2 separate regions of the Homo sapiens genome follow, and region 2 is linked to region 1. Evidence: read pairs that join two places in POLR2A ChIA-PET (ENCODE). Cell type or tissue: GM12878. All regions are shown on one strand. Each heading gives the region's core, and the rest is flanking DNA. Links, peaks and the distances in the headings are about the cores only. Region 1 overlaps STK24 (serine/threonine kinase 24). Region 2 holds the start of FARP1-AS1 (FARP1 antisense RNA 1).

Evidence for each region. Peaks named below come from ENCODE experiments on the same cell type or tissue, not always from the same donor. Only the 100,000 strongest peaks of a DNase experiment are listed, where the experiment ranks them.
Region 2: POLR2A ChIA-PET joins it to region 1 with 14 read pairs; 3 of 35 experiments call an interaction of 5 or more read pairs at or near these places.

What each region holds. Positions count from the first base shown.
Region 1 is chr13:98,544,292-98,552,617 of GRCh38, forward strand. All of the region lies in intron 1 of STK24 (serine/threonine kinase 24), which reads right to left. Among named protein-coding and RNA genes, the nearest start is that of STK24, 29 kb to the right of the region's middle. In GM12878, for the core only: no CTCF peak of the experiment used is centred there; no DNase peak of the experiment used is centred there; H3K27ac peaks cover 497 bases.
Region 2 is chr13:98,432,935-98,441,260 of GRCh38, forward strand. FARP1 (FERM, ARH/RhoGEF and pleckstrin domain protein 1) reads left to right here. Exons shown (of 27, transcript NM_005766.4): 19 at 2,642-2,772; 20 at 5,870-5,938; 21 at 6,173-6,262; 22 at 7,027-7,109; 23 at 7,189-7,301; 24 at 7,736-7,902. FARP1-AS1 (FARP1 antisense RNA 1) reads right to left here and starts at 2,906. Exons shown (of 2, transcript NR_046595.1): 1 at 2,838-2,906; 2 at 2,471-2,724. In GM12878, for the core only: no CTCF peak of the experiment used is centred there; no DNase peak of the experiment used is centred there.

The DNA of each region.
Region 1 (8,326 bases), core at 86-8,085:
CGTTCCCGTGGCCCAACTGCAGACACAGAAGTCCCCAGCAGGCCTGGCCCACGAGGGCATCTCCACTTCCCTAACCAGGAAGGTTTCCTGGAAGAGAGGCCAGCTTTGCACTGTGGGCCCCAGGCAACTGGGCCCTGACCCTGCATCTGGGAAGCAAGGGCCCTACTGGGAGTGGCGCAGCCCCCCTGGAGTATCTCATCCCGCCGGGTAGAGCAGGCAGAGGCACAGCCAGCCGGCAGAAGGCAGGGCAGGCCGGAGAGGAGAGGACAGAGCCGCCCGCCCCAGGAGGCAATGCTCCCCACCCTCCAAGCCGACCTGAGGCCAGGGTACATGGCAGGTCCCCTCCTAAGCCAAAGAATCCACACCGAGGCATGCGGAGACGCCTCTACAAGGAAAGACAGTGGTGAAAAAGAAAACAAGCAAAAGGAAAATATTTCCGAATTCCCAAGGGAGAGGGGAAACATTTCAGAAAAATACTCTCAACTCTCAAAGAAATTACAGACAATTCGGAGCACCTTTTAAGTCTCCAAAAAGCATTAACACAGCTAGAGATGAAGGTAATAAAAATCATTATCAAAATAAACATCACATTAAAAGCAGCAAAAAGTAGAAAACAATGACAAAAAAGCATATCATCTGAAGAATGGAAGCGCTAAAAAGATGGAAAAGTGATCAGAAAAGATGTTCCATACCTGAAAATGAAAATAAGCAAAAGGCAAAAACCCCACTTCCAGTTAGTTTATCCTAGGGAAATAGACAAGTGAAAAGATTCATATGTCCAAAGTTTTCCAAAAATGTTTTTAAAGCTGCAAACTACCTAGGTAGACATCAATGTAAAATTAATGACAGGAATTGGTGCCCTTTTGGTTGAGGGACAGGCGTACTCCTGCACACATTCAAAGAAAACATGTGGAATGAGGTACACTGAGATGTTAACAGTATGTTCTCTCTGTTTTTCTGCACTGTCCCAGTTGTTAGCAATGAGCCTATTTCACACAGGCATATTTCGGGAAAAGCAGGGCAACATCTCAATTTTTAACGTACACACGTGCAGATCAAAAAGTGCCAGACTAGGCCGGGCGCAGTGGCTCATGCCTGTAATCCCGGCACTTTGGGAGGCCGAGGCGGGTGGATCACGAGGTCAGGAGATCCAGATCACGGTGAAACCCCGTCTCCACTAAAAATACAAAAAATTAGCCAGGCTTGGTGGCGGGCGCCTGTAGTTCCAGCTACTCGGGAGGCTGAGGCAGGAGAATGGCGTGAACCCGGGAGGCAGAGCTTGCAGTGAGCCGAGATTACGCCACTGCACTCCAGCCTGGGTGACAGAGCAAAACTCCATCTCAAAAAAAAAAAAAAAAAAAGTGCCAGACTTGGCTTCAGGAAGAAGATTTTAAGTTTATTCCTGGCTGCTCAGTCAGTGATTAGACAACTCAAATCCATTACCCTAAATCAATATGGATAATAATAAAGAAGCTAAAAGCGGCAAATGTCTTTCTATATTAGATGAAACATCCTGAATTATATTACACCAAACACTGTAATTACTGCATGACTTTTAAACAATTCTTTCCATAGGGAAAACCGACAAAATGAAAATACAAAAAAAGAGAAATCATTCAAGAAAAAAATGTTACCTTAAAACTCTTCTTCTGAAGCTAAAAAAAACATGAAAGTTTAAAGAAATTGGGAGATCACAGGAATTGCTTAAGATCTGAATATAATTCAACACCAGTCTTAAAGTCCTTGTCATTCTGGGTTTCACTGATGAAGGCTAAGAGTACAGGATTAACTTCTGATACATGAAATTGTTCAGTTTAAAAGACAATGCACAGATGACCGCTGCGGCAAAGGCTGGGCAGGGTGCTGGGGTCCACCTGATGCCTAGTGCCACCCCCACTGTCCCCCAACCCCTGTTCACAAGAGACAGCTGTGAAAGGGCCACTAGCACACAGCATGGCACCTTATCCCAAAGGCAGTGCTATCCCAGATGATCTGGTGAGCAGTTCAGGCAGATCTCAAATGGCCTGGTCCATCTGAGAAAGCCCTTACTTTCAAAAGCCTTCTATCTACCAACTCTTACAAAAACACACACGAGTAAATCACTTTAAAAGCCTTTTTTATAATTTTGCTTTAAAAAAAAAATGAAATCCCCAGACCTGTCAAAAGCTGAATCTATGCCAGAAGGAGACCAGATTTTGCCAAGAATATGGTGAACAGGGACTTCCTTCAGTCCCCTGGCCACAAGTGGCCTCACTCACCACCAGATGGGCTGCGTGTCCTTCCACCTGGTCTCGCAGTCAACCAACCCAGAGATAAGCAGGCCAGCTTATCCTCCAAACATCGCCCACAACAGGCCTGAGCTTCAACCCTACAAACGCAGGTGGGGCAGCCCCTATCACGGAAAGTCAAATTCCCATTTTCAGTTTCCAATGAGATGTCAAGAACCAAGCAACAGGCTCAGGAAGAGCCAAGAAAATTGACTTTCTCAACTAAAAAAAGGCCAGAACACATGAACTCCTTGTGTTTGTCATGTGGACTCCAGTTACTCACACCTGAATCTCTGAGGCCCTGAACATCTGTGTTCCCCCTTCCTTCCATATCTAATTGTTGTTTTTTTTTGTTTGTTTGTTTGTTTTTGAGATGGAGTTTCACTCTTGTTGCCCAGGATGGAGTGCAATGGCACCATCTCGGCTCACCGCAACCTCCGCTTCCCAGGTTCAAGCAATTCTCCTGCCTCAGCCTCCCGAGTAGCTGGGATTACAGGCATGTGCCACCACACTCAGCTAATTTTTTTGTATTTTTAGTAGAGACAGGGTTTCACCATGTTAGCCAGGATGGTCTCGATCTCCTGACCTCGTGATCCACCCGCCTCGGCCTCCCAAAGTGCTGGGATTACAGGCGTGAGCCACCGCGCCCAGCTATCTAATTGTTTTAAGGGGTAACTTTTATGTTAAAATTTATATTAAAATTGTGGCCAGGCCCAGTGGCTCACACCTGTCAACCTAAGCACTTTGGGAGGCCAAGGTGGGAGAATCGTTTGAGGCCAGGAGTTAGAGACCAGTCTGGGAAACATAATGAGACCCCATCTCCACCAAAAATTTAAACAATGAGCCGGGCACGGTGGCACACGCCTATAGTCCCAGCTACTCGGGAGGCTGTGGCGTGAGGACTGCTTGAGCCCACCAGTTCGAGGCTATAGTTAGCCATTACCACATCGCTGCACTCCAGCCTAAGCGACAGAATGAGACCCTATTTCTTTAAAACAAAATTAATGACCAACTATGATAAAAAGTCAATAGGTTGTTTGCAGTCAGCTGGTTTTCCAGTATTTGTACTGAGACACCTCTTGTCCAGGATTCCTGTAATGACACGCCATGGGCTGGGGAGGCAAGATTAAGAGTAAAATCAATAGCTGTGAAATGGTTTTCTCTGCAAGGCTCCCAGTTGTATTCAGCCATCAATTTAGTAAACTTCGCCTTATTACCAACTCTTTGTGACCAAAGGAGCAAACTGAGAAAATACATGATGTGCAAGCACCTTTCCTATACTTCAATATCACAGCCTCATTCACCTTCTCATCTCCAGTAAACTGATCCCACACTGTAGTTCTTATCCACACAGAGCAAACTACTGCTAAACCCTCATGGTAGATGAGGCTATTTATGCAGCTGGGCCACCAAGCCCTCCCCTCTCTCCCTTAAGAACTCAGAGAGACTCTAACTTCCCGCTCCAGCAGCAAATCTACTGGAGGAGCTGACACCACATGAAGAGAAGAACGTGGAGTCTACGGCCAGGTGCATGTGGCTTCAAATCCACCTCCACCTCTTACAAGTTATTTGCCTCTCTAGGCCTTAGTTTACTCACCTGTAAAAAATACAGAAAAATGCATACATATTATAGTTCCTGGGGCTAAAAATAAGATGTTTTCTTATTCTCCTGGGGCTAAAATAAGACAATTTTTTATTTTCCTGGGGCAAAAACAAAGTTTTTTTTAAAACTGGACATAGTAAGTGCTCCCCTGTTCCCATTATGGTGTGACCTGCAGCCTCAGCTGTGTTGTCCTTTCTAAGCCACAACTGCCAATGCTACATAAAGAAGCAGCTGAATCACAAGTGACAGGCACACCCAGTAAATTCCAACTAAAGGCTGAGATAGGAAAATAAATCATCAAGTGACAAGAAACTGTCTCATCTCAAGGGTTTACCCTCAAATCACACAGCTGATGATGCGTACACTTCACTATTATTCTCCCTCGTGTCACATCTTTCTACATGAAAATAGAACAAATGGCTGGGCACGGTGGCTCACACCTGTAATCCCAGCACTGTGGGAGGCTGAGGTGGGTGGATTACCTGAGGTCAGGAGTTCGAGACCACCCTGGCCAACATGGCGAAACTTTGTCTCTACTAAAATTACAAAAATTAGCCAGGCATGGTGGCAGGCACCTGTAATCCCAGCTACTCGGGAGGCTGAGGCAGGAGAATCACTTGAACTTGAGAGGTGGAGGTTGCAGTGACCCAAGATCATACCACTGCACTCCAGCCCAGGCGACAGAGTGAGACTCTGTCTCAAAAAAAAAAAAAAAAAAAAAAAAATAGAGTAAATGACTAGATCTACCATATGACCTTCAATACACATGTGGCTCTCCCAAGGTATGCCCTTTAGTAATAACAAATAGAGAAGACCCCGATCAGTGCCCCGGGGTAGGACAATGGTCATGAGGCCTCCTGCAATTAGGCTGTTGCTAATACAAGCCCCAATGGAGACACTATCCTGAGACCATGTAGATAACACATGCTGTGAAACACAATTTCAGTGAAGAGAATTTTTTTCTTCTGACCATCTGAAACATATGCAGCTAACCACCAACAATGCTTGTGCAACTTCCTCCATTAGCCTAAATACTTCTGTCTTAGTCAGCTCAGACTGTGCAACTTTTATAAACAACATCGATTCATTGCTTACAGTTCTGGAGGTTGGGAAGTCCAAGGTCAAGGCACTGGCAGATTCGGTGTGTACTGAGTGCCATTCCTCATGGATGGCACCTCCTAGCTCTGTCCTCACATAGCAGAAGGGACAAAGAAGCTCCCTCGGACCTCTTTTGTGAGGGCACTGATATGGTTGGAGGTCCCCTTCAAACTGCATGATGAAATGCAATCCCCAGTGTTGGAGGTGGGGCCTGCTGGGAGGTGTTTGGATCATGGGGGTGGATCCCTCGCGGCTTGGTGCTGTCCTCATAATAGTGAGTTCCAGCAAGATCTGGTTGTTTAAAAGTGTGTGGCACCTTCCATCTCTCTCCACTGCTCCCACTCTCGCCATGTGACTGCCTGTTCCCACTTCACCTTCGGCCATGAGTCAAAGCTCCCTGAGGCCTCCCCAGCAGCCAAAGAGAAGCCTGTACCATGCTTCCTGTACAGCCTGCAGAACCATAAGCCAACTAAACCTCTTTCCTTTATAAATTGCTTTATAGCAACAGAAGAACAGCCTGAGACAGGCACTAATTCCATTCATGAAGGCAGAACCCTCATCAGCTAATCACCTAATCACCTCCTAAAGGCCCCACCTCGAAACACAATTGCACTAAGATTCACAACATGACTGTGGAGAGCCATAAGCATTCAGACCACAGTAGCTACCTATTTCCTTGCCTCCTGACTATGCCTGGTGTAACCTCACAGTTAGGTGGTCTCACATCTCTTCAATGATCTTGACTTTTCCACAAGAATCTCACTTCCACAGGTGGGTCGTCTGCAGCATACTACTAGCTCATTAATACACTTTATTTATAGTGGCTAGGGTTGTAACACTGCAGGCTTCCCTTTGATGACTCAATTCAATACTCCACAAAGATTTTCATCCTAGTTCATGAAACGTCATTAACACTGTTAGTCATTTACAACTGAGGGAATTCTCTAGAAGCAGTAAAAGCTTTCTTGTTTCTTCTTTTTCATTTTACATAGGAACAGGCCAAGCACAGTGGCTCATGCCCATAATCCCAGCACTTTGGGAGGTCAAGGGGGGAAGATCGCGTGAGCCCAGGAGTTTGAGACCAGCCTGAGCAACATAGGGGGAACCTGTCCCTACAAAAAATAGTTGGGCATGGTGGTGCACACCTGTAGTCCCTGCTACTTCGAAGGTGAGGCAGGAGGATCGCCTGCGCCTGGGAGGTAGAGGCTACAGTGAGCCATGATCACACCACTGCACTCCAGCCTGGGTGAGGAAGCGAGACCCTCTCTCCAAAAACAACAACAACAAAAAGGAATGGCCTCTTTCTTGTAGTTTTGTCTTCTCTCTCTAAAGACAAACCATCAGTATTTATCACTCAAGTCCAGTTGTCCTTTCTAATACTTATACTGGTGGTCCCATGAAAGCTCAGGGACACAGCATCCTTTTCCCAGCAGGGTAGAAGCCTAAAGCTCTGGGCTCAAAGGTAAAAAAATACTCATTTGCATGTAATTTTGCATAAACTCTCTTGTTTAGTTCCAGATGCCCAATTCTAAGTATGCAAAATAAAATGAAATCATTTATACAGCTTACTGCTTCCAGTGTTTTCAATTCAATGCTTTAACAATAAAAGCAAAAAGAAAACCTTCTGAATCAATTTCTGAATTAAGTTCCTTAATCAACTTCTGAATTAAGTTGAAGATTAAGTTCAACTTAAAAAAAAAAATACATGCATATATATTGTGACCAGCCTATAAAAATCAACACTTGGCCGGGCGTGGTGGCTCACGCCTGTAATCCCAGCACTTTGGGAGGCCGAGGTGGGTGGATCACAAGGTCAGGAGATCGAGACCATCCTGGCTAACATGGTGAAACCCCGTCTTTACTAAAAATACAAAAAATTAGCCGGGCATGGTGGCGGGCGCCTGTAGTCCCAGCTACTCGGGAGGCTGAGGCAGGAGAATGGCGTGAACCCGGGAGGCGGAGCTTGCAGTGAGCCGAGATCTTGCCACTGCACTCTAGCCTGGGCGACAGAGTGAGACTCTGTCTCAAAAAAAAAAAAAAATCAAGACTTATCTACGTTTCCCATTTCTCCTTGTTTTCTGTCCCTCAAGCAAAATCAGAAATAAGCTACGAGGCCACCAAGCCTTCTTCAAGGCTATTCTGAGTTATCTAATCCATTAAGGAGACTTGGAACCCCCGTCATACTTTCTCTTTTTTTTTTTTTCTTAGCACCTTTATCCTACTCCAAACTAAATCTTTCTATCACGGCTTCTTTCCCATTATTTCATGCAGGAGGGAGGAAGGAAAAACCTAACCCTTCTCATCTTTGTCAGGCAACCCAAACTGCAGTCCACTCTGTGAAGAGACCCACCTGCCTGGAATGCCCTCTACCCACCAGCACCTTCAGGAACTGCTCAAATGCTGACTCCTCCAGGAAGGGTTCCTTTCTTTCACCCAGTTTGTACCTCTCTCTGGTTACTATTAGCCTGGACTCCAATGCTTGCTGGAATGTCTGCCCGAAGCTGGCCTGTGAGTTCATTAAGGACAGCAGGTATGGCGTAGGCATCTTCCCCAGGCTCCACCATGGTGCATTAAACATAGCAGACATTCAATAAATCTTTGTTGAGAAATGAGCATCATGTCTCATCAGGAGTATGAAAAGCACTTAAGTGCTGCAGAAATTGGATTGCTTGAGGGGTCTTGGTTAGAGGTTCGTGACATTGCTGATGGACCTGCTGCGATAAGGAAGGAAAAAAAAGTCAAATGGCCTTCGCAAGCCTTCTCTTCAGCTCTAAATGTACGATAGTGAACAATCCTTTGCAGTTAAGGGAACCACAGAATCCTTCCTCTCCACATTAGTTACCCCTGGGGAATAAAATCATGCTTCTGTATTGTCTAATTTTTAAACAATTAGTCATGTATTGATTCTATATTTTGAATAAATTAAACTTTATAATAGCTTGATTTTTATTAAAAGGAATCTTTACATCAGTAGGGAGAGGCACTATGGGGTATTTTCCCCTCCCTACAACGACCACCCACAGGAACAAGGATGATGGGAAGGGACGCAGACCCTGGACGCTGGGTACCAAATTGATCAGAAACATGGGAGAAGGTGTGGTCAGCAAGGTGGGGACAGGCCAGCTGGGGACACAAGTGGCTACGGGACAGCAGAGAGGCAAACCATCTGCAGCTAAGCCGGCGGAGGTCTTCTTCCACTCAACCCAGCTGGGAAAAGACTAAGGGAAATTTGAGGCAGAGAAAACAAAGCAGGAGGTCCTCCTTAGAGAAGGACATGCACTCAGCTTTTAAACCTGGCCTCGAAGTGAATTGGGGAGCAGAGCACCAAAAAGAGCTATGAGAACTGCCCATTAGAATC
Region 2 (8,326 bases), core at 285-8,284, 110 kb before region 1:
AGCCGGGGCGTTAGGGGGTGTTGGGGGGATCTCGAAGGGAAATGGTGTCTAAGTTCAGAACTAACATGTAAATAGGAGTTTTCCTGGGTGAAAGGAGGGTGTGGAGAATAGAGTTAGAAACAGCACAAGCTCAGGTTCAGAGGGGACAGAGACCGGAACATTGCCAAAAGCGTGCAGGGCACAGGGAGAGCCACAAAGTGAGGCTGCGACAGAAAGCAGCGGCTACATCCCACTGCGCCCCATGGACCCCGCAAAGCCGTAACCTAAGAGCAGAGGCCGAACAGGAAGTGTTTTAAGGAGGGAAACAGTGATACCAGGCTTGTTCTAGAAAAACCGTTGTTAATATCTAGAATATATGGCGGACTCCTACAAATTAGTTGTTAAAAAAAGGCAACCCAATAGGTAGAAGACTTGGCAAAGTAATTGAGACAGTGACAGTTCACAGAAGGGGAACACAGGTGCCTCCTGACATGGTTTGTCATTGACCATCTGTCTTTAAAACAAACCATGCTGGCCAGGGGTGGTGGCTCACACCTGTAATCCCAGCACTTTGGGAGGCCAAGATGGGAGGATCACTGGAGGCTGGGAGTTCAAGAGCAGCCTGGGCAACACAGTGAGACCTTGTCTCTACAAAAAATTTAAAAATTACGAGCATGCACCTATAGTGCCGGCTACTCAGGAGGCTGAGGTGGGAGGATCGCATGAGCCCAGGAGTTGGAGGCTGCAGTGAGCTATGATTGCACCACAGCCCAGGCGACAGACCTAGACCCAGTCTCTAAAAACAAAACCATGCTGCCTCTTGCCTCCACACCTTGGTGCATTCCGTTCCTTCTGCTTAGAGTCCTGGCCACCACCTCCTTGGCCTTTCCTGGCCAGCTCTCTCTCGTCCTTTAAGCCTCAGCTTGTGCCTGGCACCTGATGTTGAGCTGACCTCCTGTCCGCCTTGTCCTGTCACACTGGCATTGCCTGTGTGTTGGCCGAGCCCGGAGGAAAGGACCCAGGGCCCCTCCTGGCTCTGAGGACTCCTCAGATCTGTCGCCCATGGGGGTGAGAGCGGTGTGTGGTTTTGAAGGCGCTGTTCTTGGCGGACTCATCCAGTTCCACTCTGCTATTTCTCTAAACAGTACCCAATGGAGATAGGCTATCCTTGATGATTGAGGAAGAGAGTGCTAGCTAGCTTAAAGCATGAAGTGGCAGCACTGTAGGAGCCTAGGTTTCCAGAGCTAGAGGGACACTGAATGCCAAGGGCTGTTCCCAGCACGCCCCTGCCCCTGAGCACCGGGGGCCGGGGTGCCATCATTCCATCATTTTCCTCTCAGAGCTCCCCACTACCCCCCAGCCCTGCCACTGAGCACTGGATGCCAAGTAAATGTTTATTGGACCAAACTGGGTGGTCATGTCTGAAAATCGAGCAAGGCCTGGGATTTGTCACTATGGCTGAGACCGCATTCTCTGATAAGCCTGGGAGAATTTAACTCGCATCCTTGGGGGAAAAAACAAGAAAACTAAATGCTTCCCTTCCAACACTGAAATGCTGGGGGAAAGCAGTGAAAGAGGTATTTAGAGTTCTGAAGACTGAAGTTCAGTCAACAAGTATTTCTTGCTTTTCTTGACCAAACTACCCAAGTGCTCAGCCGCTGGGGACTTGAGTGCCACCCAAACTTGTCAGCCACTGGGGACTTGCGTGCCACCCAAGCTTGTATTAATCAGGCACTAGCTTCTTTTAAATATTGGATGCCCACCAGTATAGGGGAGCCGTGCCTCTATCGAAAAATAAAGGCCTGATGTGGTGGCTCATGCCTGTAATCCCAGCACTTTGGGCGGCCAAGGCGTGTGGATCGCCTGAGGTCAGGAGTTCGAGACCAGCCTAACCAACATGGTGAAACCTTGTCTCTACTGAAAATACAAAATTAGCCGGGCGTGGTGGCACGCACCTGTAATCCCAGCTACTCGGGAGGCTGAGGCAGGACAATCACTTGAACCTGGGGGCAGAGGTTGCAGTGAGCTGAGATTATGCCATTGTACTCCAGCCTGGGCAACAAGAGCAAAACTCTGTCTCAAACAAATAAAAGAAAAGAAAAAATTTGAATTCTACAGCAATTCTTCACAACCATCTTGGTAAACAGTGTAATTTCCACACAAGACAGAACTGGGGTGTGGTGGAATGTTAGTTACCTGGAATATACTGACACTTCACAATATCAATTACACCTCCTCCCAAGGAGGTGCTGACTTTGCTCCAGATTTTTCTATGGCCTCTTTGTGCTCACTGTGCCTTGTTCTTTCCGAGTAACAGGAGGGAAAAGAAAAGTCTCTACCCAGGGACAAAATTCAAGGCAGTCTTCTTCCCCCGTGTCTTTCCCCTCTAAGCCAACAGGTCCGTCTAATTGAAGGACAGCTGTATGCCACGTCACCATGCAGGGGTCACTTAGTTTTAAGATGCTAAAGTGAAGCAAATAAATACAGAAAATACACCATCAATTTTTATTATAGAGAAATAGCACTGTTTTTGCTCAAAAGACACCTTTGAATACTGTGCAGGGACTGGAGTGATTTCCCTGCAGCGTTGAGCTGACAGCTGCTAGGGGAAGACCCCTGCCTGCCTTTCCCGCTGCAGACTGTGTATGTCTTTCCTTCACAGCCGCTTTGGCAGAGATCACGGAGATGGTGGCACAGCTCCACGGTACGATGATCAAGATGGAGAATTTCCAGAAGCTGCACGAACTCAAGAAAGATTTGATTGGCATTGACAATCTTGTGGTTCCGGGAAGGGTAAGCAGCAGTGGCCTCACTATGCACTGCGCGGGGAGCAGAAAGGAGGCATCGGAGGGACTTACATTTGAACCTTTTGAAGAGAGACCCTTGCAAAGCAAAATGTCCTCTTTCCATCCACCTGGGAGACAACTGGAAAAACACAACAGTGTCGTTAGTTCAGAATCATTGTGTTCGGAGGAGATAAAGCAATCCTCTGACCTCATATTCTGCTTTTTCTCCTTACGGGGTGATTCGCTTCTTTACCTTTTCCCCTACCATATCCCACAGAAGATTTGAGATTGCTTATTTTATTTTTTTTAAATGTACATAAATGAAAATGGAAAATTAAAAAAAAAATTAGGTAAATAGTAATAAAGCCAGAAAGGTAGTGCATTAAATTATGCTAGAAATTCCCATGCAGGTATGAAGTGTTTTTTTAAAATTCAATCTTCCATATATAATTTAATTTGAGTTCAAAATTAAAATACCAAATCTTAGCTGGAAAGCAATTCCAGGAGAGATGCAAGTTCACTGACACTGTCGCCTACCCCTCCCCAGCCCCCTGCCTGAGATGCAGGTGATTCCTACTCAACAGGGCTTCCCGCACACACTCCTTCCAGGCCAGTGACAATGTGGAGGACAGGAACAAAGCCTGCCTTCTCCACTTCCCTTCCTAGAAAGCCATCATCACCCAGGAATCAAACGTATCATTCAGTTGCTGCGTCTCATCAAATCTCTCTCTGGGATCTTTACCCTGTGGCGCCCCCATTTCAAATGCTACGTCACCCAGGTCGAGAGACAACTCACTGTAGCTGCTTTGATCTGCTGCTGCAGGATCCAGTATCTCAGGGGCTTTTAGTCTTTTTCCAACAAGCAGCTGCCCTGGAAACTTGACATCTGTAACTCAGGGCAGGGGAAGGAAGCTCTCCTTGTTTTGGAGCATTTCTGTCAGGAAGCCTAATTACAGAACTGACCAGAAGCCACGTTGTGAGAGATTGTCAGAAGAGCCATGCGGTAAGCGCTGGCAGAAATTAGAGCTGGGATGGCCTCAGCTCTGCTGGTGACAAGATCCTGCCAGGCCTCGGCACTTAATGACCTTATTTACCCATCCACACGGAACCCTCAGAAAAGCCCTGTGGAATCGATGTAATTTTCTCTCAGCTTTGAAAGTTATAAAATATTTAGCATCTCATGCTACATGGTGAACAGACCACTGATAAAGAATTCCTTTTTTTGAGGAAATGTTTTCCACTGCAATGGAAAGAACCTTGGATTGGAGGAGGTGGCCCTGGGTTCAAAGTCTCGCTCTACCAGTGCCGGGGTGGCGGGGGACCATGCACATGGAGACCATGGCCTCTCCCTCATAGGTCATTAAGATCAAATGAGATTTGCTCTGTGAAAATGACATAATACATATTAATTATCTTCGTTTTCCCCCACCTACATTTAATTGAAGAGATGAAAGGTAGCCATAGAATAGTGGCATTAACTACATTGCAGAGCACAACGGGAAGCATTTTGCTCTATCACACACTGGCCGATCAGGTGATGATGGGCAAGTTTCTTAATCATTTGCCCCTCAGTCTCCTTATCTGAAAAATGGGAATAATGATACTGAAGGTGCAGGCTCACGTCTGGAGCTCCTGTAATCGCTCCGTGTCGCAGGTGATCAGTGATTATCTGAGGCTGGTGGTGCAGGCGGTAAGAATTATTTACGAAGACAGTTATAGATAAAGAAAGGCAGGCTTATTCGAGAAGTAGGAAAATACATTGCCAGAAAGCAACAGCAAGAAAGCAACAGCAAGGGAGGAGCTGACTGCAAGGAGACAAAGGCTTGCTGGGGATTTTTACCGGGTGGTGTCTGTGCTGTGTGCCCAGGAGGGCTTCGTGCAGGGTGATAACGCCGCGGTTGCAGCGAACTCACTTGCGTTTTTCTATCAGCCAAGGCTCTGGTGATAGCTGGGCGCAGGAAGATGGTGAGTTATCTGTGCAGGAGGGCTGTGTCCTGGACCGTGAAGAAAGGCAGACCTGTATAGCTTCTCCGCTTTGTCTTTTTGCTTTCTCTCGGTCCCACCAGCCTGGCTCCTTTTCCCTTATTAGGACTCCACACTTAGGACAAGCCAGGCGCATCCCATGTGCTCCAGAGAGGAGGCCATTGTTATTAGTAAAGGTGAAGATGGAATTGGGGTACTCCTTCCTAAGCTCAGATGATCCCCTGATTCTTGGCACTCATCAGGCCGCCACACATCCACTCATTGTTTCAAATCAACCCTGAGCAGAATGGGAAGGTGGGATCGGAGGCGCCTGAGGGAGCACGTTCTGGAAGTAGATGGTGGCGATGGTGGGGCTACCTTGTGAGTCCACCAAGGCCACACATGCTCAAGTGTTTGTGGATTCTACCACAATTTAAAAATGATCATTTTTTTGTTTTTAAGTGCTTGTGCCCCTGCGATCCATGCCCTCAAGAGTGTACAGCCCCGGGGAGGATGTCACTCGGGAGGCAGAGGTGCCTTGGACACATCTGCCTCTCACTCCTTTATCCTCAACGCAGTTACTGCTCATTGAGAAGCAGGGTTTTCAATCATGGAGAAGCTTCCTCCAGCCACAGTGCTCCCATGTGGCCTCTCGGTCCTCAAGGGTCCCTTGCTGCCACTTTTTATAGCCTCTTTCTTCTTTGAGAACTGCTTGGGGTCCTTCTGATCTCCCTCACCGTGGGGAGCCCTGGGGATCCTGGGGTTACACACATGGTCCTCAGAGAGGCCCGGGCACTCTTGAACCCGACCGTCCGTATCCTTTGTTGGGGGAGCTGCTGGTGGTACCTGCCCTGTACCTTCCTGGGGAGGAGACAGATGATCCCTAGAGAGGGTTTAGCACAGCACCTGGGGCAGAGCAATGGTGCAGTGAATCGCAGCTGAGTGCTGTAACTTCCACCATGCAAGGGACCCAGGTGGGAGGAAGCCAGTAGGTTTGCACGCTCGCAGTCCGTTCTTGGGGTCTGCACGCTCGCAGTCAGCCCTCAGGGGCTACAAATTTAGCCCTCGGGGTCTGCACACTGGCCGTCAGCCCTTGGGGTCCGCACGCTCGCAGCCAGCCCTCCGGTCTGTCTCCCCTGCAGGAGTTCATCCGTCTGGGCAGCCTCAGCAAGCTCTCGGGGAAGGGGCTCCAGCAGCGCATGTTCTTCCTGGTGAGTGGAGAGAGCGGCTTGTCCTCACAAGGATTGTGTCACCTGGGCAAGCAAGGCTCCCAAGGCCGGACCTCGGCCACCCAAGTGAGGGACCTGGGGTAGAGGAAGAGCAGCCAGAGGTGCCCAGGCCCAAGTTGTTGAGGACAGTGAAGGCACAGTTGAGGACAGGGAATGCTGGAGGGAAGCCTGCTGTCCAAACGTGGTCTCACCTCCACACACTTCTGATTCCTCCAGTTCAACGACGTCCTGCTATACACGAGCCGGGGGCTGACGGCCTCCAATCAGTTTAAAGTCCACGGGCAGCTCCCGCTCTATGGCATGACGGTGAGTACAGCACAGGCTCGTGGCCAGGGCCTGTCCTCGGGGGCAGCAGGTGCGGGCGCTGCTGACCCGGCGATGAGGAGGGAAGGAGACTGGATAGGGAGGGAGAGGGTGGCTAGTGGCATCTTGGTTACAAGACATGGGCTCAAAGACCATCGAAGACCATACAACCCTTTCACCTAAAAGCTCGAGCCTTCTAGGGCTTCTCTAGTGGGGCTCTGGGGACACGGCTCCTTCTCCTGCACATGGGATGTGCAGGTCCATTCCTTATAGAATCGAGTGAAAGGGTAAGCTGACAAGGCCGCGTGGCATGAACTCGCCTCCCACAGCCTGTGCCTGGCCCCAGGGGCCCCGACAGTCCTCGCCACACACAAGGATGACAGCGCCCGCTCCCTGGAGCTGGGCCAGCCACCTCGTCCTCCCCCGAGTTGGTTTGGGGCTGCCTCCTGTCCCCCTTGGCAGGCAGGTGTAGAGGGCGCCTGGGCCTGGGATGTGGCCCTTTGGCTGGTGCCCACGCTGTCCTCCGGGATTGGAGAGAGGGAAGTTTGTGGGCTCTGCCAAAAACATTCAGTGTGCCGCGATCTTCCTGTCGCCTTTCCGATTTGGGTTTTTCCAACTCAGAGTGCCTTCTCCCTCTGTGGGGCTCTGGGTCTCCTGAGCCCTGCTCAGGGGCACCCCTCCTTTTCCAAGTTGCCTGGCTGCCAGCTCAGGGATGTTTGGAAGTGCATCACGTGCCTCATGGTGACGTTATCTTCTCTTGCCCACAGATTGAGGAGAGCGAAGACGAGTGGGGGGTGCCCCACTGCCTGACCCTCCGGGGCCAGCGGCAGTCCATCATCGTGGCCGCCAGGTAACTCGGGAGCCCGCCCCTTGCCTGTTTCCCCTTTGATGTGCTGTGGCCTGAACACCTGACGCGTCTCTGTCTCCAGTTCTCGGTCCGAGATGGAGAAGTGGGTTGAGGACATCCAGATGGCCATTGACCTGGCGGAGAAGAGCAGCAGCCCCGCCCCTGAGTTCCTGGCCAGCAGCCCCCCTGACAACAGTGAGTGTGGCCAGGGCAGCTTTCCCATGCAGGGGTCTGGTTCATGGAGGGACAGCATTTCTGCATCTAAAGCCACCCCATCGGGTAGGCCTCACATCCGTGGTGTACATTTGTGTTTAAAGCCAAAGATCAAGACAGTTCTTTTTCCTAAAAGTAAAACCCCTGAAATCGGCATGAGGGAGCTGGGAAGTCACCTTTTCTGGGCCGGCATTTACCCTTGTCCAGGGAGAGAACATCAGGCTGTTTACACACCCGGGAGGGGCTGGGGCTCTGTGACTGGAGCTGCAGGGTCCATCGAGGCCTCATTAGATTCTGGTTGGGCACCACAGGTTGTGACTGCTGTGAGCCCCCCAACCTTCCAGCACCTCAGAGTGTATCAGGAAGGGGCGCTGGGAGGAAAGATCAGAAGTGCTGCCTTTTGCCCCATCCTGTAGAGTCCCCTGATGAAGCCACCGCGGCTGACCAGGAGTCAGAGGATGACCTGAGCGCCTCGCGCACATCGCTGGAGCGCCAGGCCCCGCACCGCGGCAACACAATGGTGCACGTGTGCTGGCACCGCAACACCAGCGTCTCCATGGTGGACTTCAGCATCGCAGTGGAGGTACGCAGGGGCAGGGCAGCTCTGGTTCCCAGCTTGTGCTGGCCCAGGCAGAACCCAGGCAAACTTCTGGGCCAGGGGCTTGAGGGAGGCTGGGACTGTGGGTGGCCCCACCTACCCGCGGTGGCTGAGCAGGGAAGGATCAACACTGGGCCCCCTTTGGAGCCTGCCGGAGGTATCCCTGCAGGGGTGATGCTGAGTGGGCGCCGACCTCCCACAAATGCAGTCATATCCCTTGGTGCTCATCAGTCCTATTGCCATCCACAAGGTCGTTTTCTCTCTTTCTTCGCCTGTTTTCTTGCCTCTCATGCAGTTAGCCCAGAACACAGGGCCCAGGGCACAGCTGCTGGACAGTTCCATGGCTGTCATGTCCTGAACCGCCCCACGGGAATCTGGTGCATGGGAGGGAGGAGAGTCTGCACGATGG